Regions from separate parts of the Homo sapiens genome. Here region 2 is linked to region 1. The links are chromatin contacts, found by Hi-C or POLR2A ChIA-PET in ENCODE. All regions are on one chromosome and are shown on one strand. The core of a region is the stretch at or near the end of the contact, and the rest is flanking DNA. Distances in the headings are between cores, read along the strand shown. Region 1 holds the start of TPH2 (tryptophan hydroxylase 2). Region 2 overlaps TBC1D15 (TBC1 domain family member 15).

Region 1 (4,662 bases), core at 641-3,140:
GGTCACATTGCCAGAAATGCAGAATAAAAAGCTGGAAACTTTATTTAGGAATAGAATGGGAGGAAACAAAACAAAAACAACAAGCTGGAAACTTTCATTTGACAGACAATGCAAAATTATGTGGTCTGTTTTATATTCTTTATATGCAAATACAGCATTGGGCAGACATAGAAGTAACTCCTGGCAAATGGTGATTTAATACAATCGTACCAATCTACTACATCCTCATGAAACTGAGAAATGTAGGTTTGCTTTGGGACCCAGTGAATAGTTATCTGCCATTGTCTTCTTCTGATTTCTCTACTGGCTTTATTTTCACACATCAGTATTGCCTTACTCACTAGATTTATATATAATAGAGATGGAGATTTTATTATTTATGACTTGAGGGAGGGAAGAAGTTTATGCAGACATTGACATTTGACAGTATGTTTAGTCATTAAAAGCTCAAATGTCTCAGTGTTCTTAACATCTGCCTCCTCCTCACCACACAACACACAGATCTTGCATACAGAAGTAGCATTTTTTATATAAAAGGGTCATACATTAACCATTACCCTGAGCTTACTTTGTTTTCCTTCTAGCAGTTAATTATGACTTCAAAACTCTTCATTGTAATATCTCATCCAAATATTCATGATATTTAAATGTTAAAAAATCTATTTACATTTTGGCCTCATTTTTGCAAATTGATTTAAATAATTCTACAGAAGTTGCCATGTTTACTTTTCAACATTTTTATCAGTAATAATATGTCAGTCCAACGCAGCCCTCTGGCACATATTTGGAGCTACGAAATTAAAACAGATGATTCTATGATACAGACTGAATTGGATTTGGTTGATAAACTCTGATAGTACAGTAATAAAATACCATTTAATATTTTTAATGACTAGGACCTGGATACATTTTTATTTCGTGGTTTTTATTAAATCCCATGACTACTACCTGAAAGCAGGATCTAAAATCCTGCAAATACTGCTTTTTTATCCTGTAGATATTATAAACATAAAACTCCCTTAAATACTATAGCAAGTGGTGTATTGCTTTCATTATTCCATCAAGTAAACTGAAAAAAATTGAGCAATGTGAAACACAGAAAAACTTTTGAAAGGAATCCAATCTTTCTTTTATTCCAATAACCTGCACCCATAACTAAGAAGAGAAAATAATAGTTCTATGTTTAAAGACCAGGCTTTGTAAACTGAAGGGGGTGTAGGAGACACAATGATCTTCTGAAAACCGTGGAAATTTATTTAATTTGTTCTCCCTACTCCTCCTCCTCATAATAAACGGCTTTTCAAAATTCTTCACACTCCATTTTTTTTTTTTTTTTTTTGGCTGTAGATTTAAGACATTGATTCATACAATCTCTCATTCTTAATGTTCAGGAACTTCTTAACTCTCTACTTACAAACTTTGCGGAAAAAAAGTTGAGCACGCAGTGATTGGCACACTCGCTTTACTTATGGAGAGAAGAGGAAGACTGGAGGCAGACAGGAGGAAAGCAGGGTAGACAGATTATAAAGAAGGAGAAATTTGAGGTGTGCGTGCTTACACTACAAAAGGGATTCATATGGTGAGGAGAAGATGGTCACACCCTAAAAAATAATTCTCCATAGTGCCAGGTACGTAGTACTCACTGTTGAGCTGCCAAGTAGCTGATGCTCTTCGGGCACTGCTGAATCCAGGGAAAACCCTCTCCGTGCCCAGTATTTACTGGAAAACATCATCATTGCTGGCTGCATGGATCCCGGTGTAATATTCTTTCTCTGCAGCAGGGGGTACTAGAGGGGCAGTAGCAGCGCTGGCGGAGATTGAGAGGAAGGGGCGTGCGATCAGCTGCCTGCTTGGGGCGCTGTCCAGAACCCTGGTGCTGAAGAGCAATGCGAATCCTCCCATCCCCGGGCTCCTTTATATGAATGACTGGAGACTGATGCAAGACTGATTAGAAAGAAACTCATTTCTGGTTGCCGATGGCCACAGTCAGATTACAGACCTGAAGCCTGGGGTTATCTGTGCTCATAGTGTGATTTGTTTCATAGGTCGAGTAGCTTTTTGGGCGGGGGTGGTGGAGAACAATACATAAGGGGGTGTTATTTGTACAAGAAACCATCTATCCTCTGACGTTAGTTCTCTCATCTCTCAAGCCTGCCACTGGCAAGTTAACCTCAGTCTTTAAGCAATTGTGAATTCAAAGATTTTGTGCTTTCTTTCCAAAATTAGAAAAATAATTTAAGAAAGATCAGCACTGCTGAATGCTTAAACCATTTTACGGATTTTTTAATTTTTAATTTTTATGGATAACTAATAGTTGTACACATTTATAAGGCACATGTGATATTTTGACACAAGCGTACAATGTGTAATGATCAAATAAGGTAATCAAGATATCCATTGCCTCAAGCATTTATCATTTCTTTTTGTGTTAGAAACATTCCAATTCCACTCTTCCAGTTATTTTAAAATACAAAAGAAAATAAATTATTGTGCTCCCGAACACTAGATCTTATCCCTCCCATCAGCATATTTTTTTTACTCATTGACCAACTCCATTTTATGTTAATAAGCTTTTTCTGACTTGACATATTCTAATTTTGTGCATGCAAATGTGTGAGTGTATATATGTGTAATGGCTTTCATAAAAGGGCTTCTTCTTAATCCTGTGATGCCTCTATGCAGAGTTATATGGAGGAAAATGTATTGCAAAGGAAAGGTAAGGGTTCAATTTAGCCACATGTAGATTACATATAGCTCAGATACTAATCCTGGAATCTTCCTTACTAAATGAGAAATAAAAGGAAACTAGATTCCCATATATCAGCCATTCATTTTAATACTCTTGTGGTTTTTCTCTCTACTGGAAATCATGGAAATTTAATCTTTGACATGACCCTTTCATATAAAAAGTGCTACTTAAATATACGAGATCTGTGCGTTATGTGGTGAGGAGAAAGCAGAGGTTAAGAGTACTATGACATTTGAGCTTTTAATGACTAAACATACTGTCAAATATCAATGTCAACTAGATCAAATCCAGCAACTTGACATGCATAGATTAATCAATATTCTTACTATTCAAACCTTAGAAAGTCATAAAATTCACCAGGCCACAGGAAAATGTTACCAATCTCCTGAAGAATGAAAAACTCTTGACCAAATGTGCTTGTTTGACTGAAAATCTAAACAAAATCTGGTGCTGGCACTGCTTGTCTATATAGAAAAAAAATTTCAAAACAAGTCGGGATGAACTAATATTGACTGAAGTTTAATTGTTTCTGGAGTCTTGAAGAGACATAATTATTAATTGATCTAATTCTGAAAATATTATTTGGCTTACATTTTCTGTAAGGGTCAGCTCTAATCAGCTAATAGGAGAAGCAAGTTTAAATAAGGCAAATGAACTAATGACAATAATAGTAGCTAATGTTACTGAGATGTAATGAAAGAACCAGAGATGTGAAGGGATAAAATCCACTAGATAGTGTCCCTGCTTGGATGTGGAAATGAGGGAAAAAAAGATATTAAAAGTAATTTATTTATAATATATATTTAGAATATTAAAGATTTAACTACTTTTGCTCACCCTGGAAACCCTATTAAAACAAGATAAAAAATTCCTTTTCAAGGTACACAAGAGTCGCATAAGTTGGAAAACAATGGCAACAAAAAATTAGCAGCTTGAAAGAAGAAAAAACTGATCAAAGGCTTTGCAGTCATGGGAAAGCTGAACCTTAAGCTATCAATGAAGAAGACTTAGAAGCAACGCACTTTACATGACAGAATACCCTAAAGGCTCAAATACCTCTGGAATTGAAGGTAGATGAGACTGAAAAAGAGTGGTTCAAAGTGTGAGAAGCAGTTAGACAAATCAAAACTTATAACAAAGTTACAATAATCAAGACAGTGTGGTACTAAGGACAGATATATAGGTAAATGAAATAGAATTGAGTGTCCAGAAATAAACCCTTACATGTAGAGGGAATTGATTTTCAACAAACGTGCCAAGACAATTCAATGGGGAAAGAATGATCTTTTGAACAAACTGTCCCGGGACAACTTTGGATATCCACATGCAAAATAATGAAGATGGACTTCTATTTCACATTGCACACAAAAATTAACTCAAAATGAATCACAAACACACATGTAAGAACTAAAATTAAAATTCTTAGAAGAAAGGATAGGAGTAAATGTTTTTGACTTTGGATTAGGCCATTGTTTCTTAGATAGGACACCAAAAACATAAGTACCTAAAGAAAAAAATAAGATTTCATCAAAATTAAAAACTTCTGTGCTTCAGAGGACACCCTCAGAAAAGTGAAAAGACAACCCACAATGTGGGAGGAAATATTTATAAATCATATATCTCATAGGAAACAGTATCCAGAATAAAAAATTCCTACAACTCAGCAATTAAAAAAACAGACCAATTTTTAATTGGGAAACAAAATTTATTTGAGACAGCTGGCTTTGTTACCCACAGTGGAGTGCAGTGGCACAATCATAGTTCTTGGCAGCCTCAACCTCCTGGGCTCAAGTGATCCTCCTGCCTCAGCGTCCCAAGCATCTGGGACTACAAGCACAGGCCATCACACCCAGCTAATTTTTTGTTGCTGTTGTAAAGGCAGGGTCTTGCTATCATGCTCTGGCTGGGCAAAA
Region 2 (4,662 bases), core at 1,163-3,662, 68 kb after region 1:
AGTAACACATTTTTTTCTTAAATACCTTTCTAGCATAGAGAATACTAGAGGAATCTAATGCATCATCCAATGGTCTCCAGTCCACTATTACTTCGGCATCCTAGAGAAAGAAATTATGAACTATATTTAATATTCAGCAATATGTTATTCTTAATTATTTTATTCCCTGAACCCAAAATAAAATTTCAGCCTCTTAAATATCTACATTTTAAATATGCTAACATCATATGTAAATCAAAAATGTTACATAGATTTTTCAAATTCTGCCTACTTTTCATCATGAAAAATTTATATTGCTACAACTTCTACGTAAGTTTTAGAATATTCCATGTCATTTTATCTAAAGTACAGACGGTCCCTGACTCATGATGGTTTGACTCAGGATTTTTTTGTAATAGGATGGTGTAAAAGCAATGCACATGCAGTAGAAATCATACTTCAGGTAACCACAGAAACACTGTTTTTCACTTTCAGCACAGTATTCAATTCATTACATGAGATAATCAACACTTGATTATAAAACAGGCTTTATGTTAGATAATTTTGCCCAACTGTAGGCTAATGTAAGTGTTCTAAGCACGTTTAAGGAAATTAAGCTATGATGTCCAGTAAGTTAGGTGTATTAAATGCATTTTTGATAAACAATATCTTCAATTTATGATGGGTTTATCAAGACATAACCCCATCATAAGTCAAGGAGCGTGTGTTTGACTATTACATCATTTCGGTGTTAAATTTACAATTACTGTTCAATTACATAATTGTATCTTACACATGAAATTCAAACTTTCTGATAATTCTCCAAAGATGAATCACTACCATAAACTATTATTAAATAAAATCATTTACTAGAAACTTACCTTTTCTAAAACACGTAATATTCCTGAAATCAAGCCGTCTTGGTCATTGGTCTTTCCACAAGATGAGTGAATATATACTCCTTCTTGTTCATATATAATCTAAAACAGCAAAAATAAAGTTAGTCACATAATTTCTATTGAGTACTATTTTAACATGTTAAAATATTAAGATATATTTTCTTATCATACTTGGCCAAGTTTCTGATTATTTCATATATAAATGTATTATTTAAAAAAATACCTCTCAGAGTTAACAGCACTTCAATCAAGCAAACATAAACTGGAATTAATTCTGCTTTGTTAATGCATGAAAGTTTATCAGATTCGTGATAATCACAATCTTGATCTTCTACTTAAACAAAGATGTCAGACTAATTGCAACAAGTCTCAATATTTAAATTCCACCTAAAATTTATATTTTTTGCCAGATGCAGTGGCACATGCCAGTAGTCCCAACTACCTGGGAGGCTGGGCTTGAGCCCAGGAGTTCAAGGTTGTAGGGTGCTATGACTGCACCTGTTAATAGCCACTGCACTCCAGCCTGGACAATACTGCAAGAACTCATCTCTATAAAAAATCAAAAAAATAAGTATTTTTTTTTCATGAGCATTAAGGAAAATACTGAGCTCGAATTGAAAATGCACTTGAAAATATCTAAGAATAAGAACAAATGAAACACAATGAGGAATCAATCCTTTCTAACTATTCCCATAATAGCACATTTTTACTGTAAGATCATTTTGGCGTGTTTTTGAAACACCATGGCATAGAAATTCGGGAAATAATACAGGAATTTTAAAGAGCAGTGATGAGAACAAAAATAAACAGAGTAGTGATGGAGACTCCTAGAAATGACTCACTAACTCAATTTCACAATATTAACTGAGTGCTTCTATATGTAAAAAGCACATAAAAGACCAAAAGTACATGAAGATGATAAAGACATAATCCTTGAATAAATTCCTATGGGAATATAGGGGAGACTTAAGTTAACTCCTAAGTAAGTTTAAACATTTAAGGTTAAGCCTCATTTTTCATAGACATAATGTTATAAATTGAGATTCCATTCTTGAGACCCATTTCAAACCATTTAAAAATTTTTTTAATTATGAAAATAAGTAAAAAACAGTCACTTCTAGACCTAAGAACTTTTCACATATATAAGTCTGGTCAATAGTGTATATTATTCTATTTCTGTAGACCTTTTATTAATATTAGTCTTCAGAATATCATGGGTCAGCAATGCAAGACAAGCACTATCAGAGTCTATCACTCCTTCATTCATAAATGTAAATAGGTATGTATCTTCCTGTTTTTAGCTAACATTTACGGAACACTTATACACTAGGAACTCCTTATATTGTAACTTAATCCTTACAACCACCCTAAATCACAGATTATATAACTACATTCTACTACATCATTGGGATGAGAAGCCCATTTGTGTGAATAAGACAACTGAAAGTGGTGAAATAACTGCCCAAATGAGGCAAATAATAACCGGTGGTGATGAAACTGAAACCCAAGGAGTCTGACAACAGAAAACTGCGCTCTTAGCCACTACATTATAAAGGTTCCACATTACTTTTACTGCCTCTCTCGGATGTGTTATGTTAATCAACTGTGATATGGACTTATGTCAGGAAACAGTCTTTTAAGTAATTAAGATCACCAAGGAAGTTTTGATTTCAAAAACCTAAGTAAGATGGCCTTTCCTGAAATAGCTGTTAAGCATCAGACCAGCATATAAACAGAAGCTTACATGGGGATAGGATGAGCTGAGAAAGGGTGGGAGATAATTCTATACTGTTTGTACAGAGATGAAAAATTTTAAAGCCTACAGATAAATGTACAAAAATATGCATAAGAATATTCACAGCAGTATTATTTATAATGTTAGAGGAAGGAGAAGGAGGAGAAGGGGAGGAGGAAAGGGAGGGTATGCATCTAAATATTCACAAATAGGAAAATTATCAAATATATCCTGGGATATCCATTCTTTGGGGGATACTATTCTGGAGTTATAGGATGAGGCAGATTAAATGGATGGGGAAACAGACAATGCACACAGAAAAATCATCATGTATATATAGTATGCTGACATTTACACTTTTATGAAGTTTCTATCTGTGTGAAATATACAGAACAAATTCTGGGAGGATACTTTAAGGTATTAACAAAGACTACTTCAGGAGAGTAGGATGAGAAAAGGTTGAAACAGGAACTGTTAACTTTCTATGTTAATGCCTCTGACTTATTTGAATATTTCAAAGCGAAAATATAGTCATATATTTAAAAATAATTTTAAAGAGTAACATGAAAAAAGGAAAGTCCAGAAGTATAAACTAAATTTTCTAGACTTCAGTTTATCAAACAGGAGGGTGAACCAGATGCTCATACCTAGGAACACAAAAAAAGATATGAAAAATGGAAAAGAAATCCCTTAAAATCTCCACCTTCTGCAATACAATTTTATTAACTTTAGTCTGCATGTTGTACATTAGATCTCTAGACTTGTTCAGCATATGTATCTATTTTCTATCCTTTGACCTACATCTCTCCATTTCCTAGCAACCCTGACTAGTGGTAACCACTGTTTAATTCTCTGTACTTGAGTTTTGTTTTGTTTTGTTTTGTTTTGTTTTTGAGACACAGTTTTGCTCTGTTGCCCAGGCTGGAGTGCAGTGGCACAATTTCAGCTCACTGCAACCTCTGCCTCCCAGGTTCAAGTGATTCTCCTGCCTCAGCCTCCCGAGTAGCTGGGATTACAAGCATGCACCACCATGCCCGACTAATTTTTCTGTTTTTAGTAGAGATGGGGTTTCACCACGTTGGCCACGCTGGTCTCAAACTCCTGACCTCAGGTGACCTGCCCACCTTGGCCTCTCAAAGTGCTGGGATTACAGGCATGAGCCACAGCACCCAGCCCTGAGTTGTTTTTTTAATTATACATATTCCACATATAGGTGAAATCCCACAATTATTTTTCCTTCCGTATCTGCTTATTTCACATAGCATAATGCTATCCTCCAGTTAAATAAGTAGATTTTAGCTGCTGTTGTCACAAAAAAGTAACTATGTGAGATGACAAATATGTTCATCTAATTCACTACAGTAACCATTTTACTATCTGTATGTATCCCATAATATGTTGTAAACCTCAAATGTACATAATAAAATTTATTTTAAAAAAGATATTGAGAAAAAATATTCTCAAGTTTTTGTGACAAATGGATCAGAGACATACTCAGAAATAACACTTCAGCATATTTTCACGTAAGACTCAGCTAGTAGAATAGTCGGGAACTTCCTAACTCTCATAGTGGAAAAAGAGACACTCATTTGGCAAGAAAAGCTTGCTATCATTAACAATGCAATCTAAGGTTCTATGATACCATTAACACTAAAGAGATTCTAGAACTTTAACAAGGTGAACCCTATACAATCAAATAAAACACTTTACCTTATTTAGGCACATTAAGCAACTCTTCCTCTTACATTTGTTGGTTAAGTGTTGCCTATTTTTTTTCACTTAAGAAAAAGTTGAAAGAGTTTCCTAAGTAGTTTAGCTGGGGAAATAATAAGAATTAAAGTGACAGACACCTTACAAAAAAGTCAAAGCTGGCCGGGCACAGTGGCTCACACCTGTAATCCCAGCACTTTGGGAGGCCGAGGTGGGTGGATCACGAGGTCAGGAGATCGAGACCGTCCTGGCTAACACGGTGAAACCTCGTCTCTACTAAAAAATAGAAAAAATTATCCGGGCATGGTGGCGGGTGCCTGTAGTCCCAGCTACTCGGGA

Evidence for each region. Hi-C counts contacts between places; a loop is a spot of excess contacts on that map. ChIA-PET counts read pairs that join two places held with the same protein, here RNA polymerase II (POLR2A). Pooled maps may share reads with other maps.
Region 2: a map with no recorded cell type shows a loop between it and region 1 (3-fold over the local background). The contact joins the enhancer-like site here to the promoter of TPH2 in region 1. A Hi-C loop is called at or near these places in 1 of 37 single-sample maps with no recorded cell type and 3 of 50 pooled maps. POLR2A ChIA-PET finds 5 or more read pairs at or near these places in 6 of 52 experiments (H1, OCI-LY7, Panc1 and 3 more).

Annotation. Positions count from the first base shown.
Region 1 is chr12:71,936,073-71,940,734 of GRCh38, reverse strand. It overlaps TPH2 (tryptophan hydroxylase 2), which reads right to left and starts at 1,890. Exons shown (of 11, transcript NM_173353.4): 1 at 1,644-1,890. The coding sequence starts at 1,748. RefSeq lists a silencer at 1,725-2,024.
Region 2 is chr12:71,868,367-71,873,028 of GRCh38, reverse strand. It overlaps TBC1D15 (TBC1 domain family member 15), which reads right to left. Exons shown (of 17, transcript NM_001146213.3): 2 at 861-959; 3 at 26-100. Among named protein-coding and RNA genes, the nearest start is that of TBC1D15, 31 kb to the right of the region's middle. Within about 2 kb of position 2,412, at least 4 of the 41 ENCODE cell types and tissues checked have a DNase peak (open chromatin) inside an H3K27ac peak, as active enhancers do.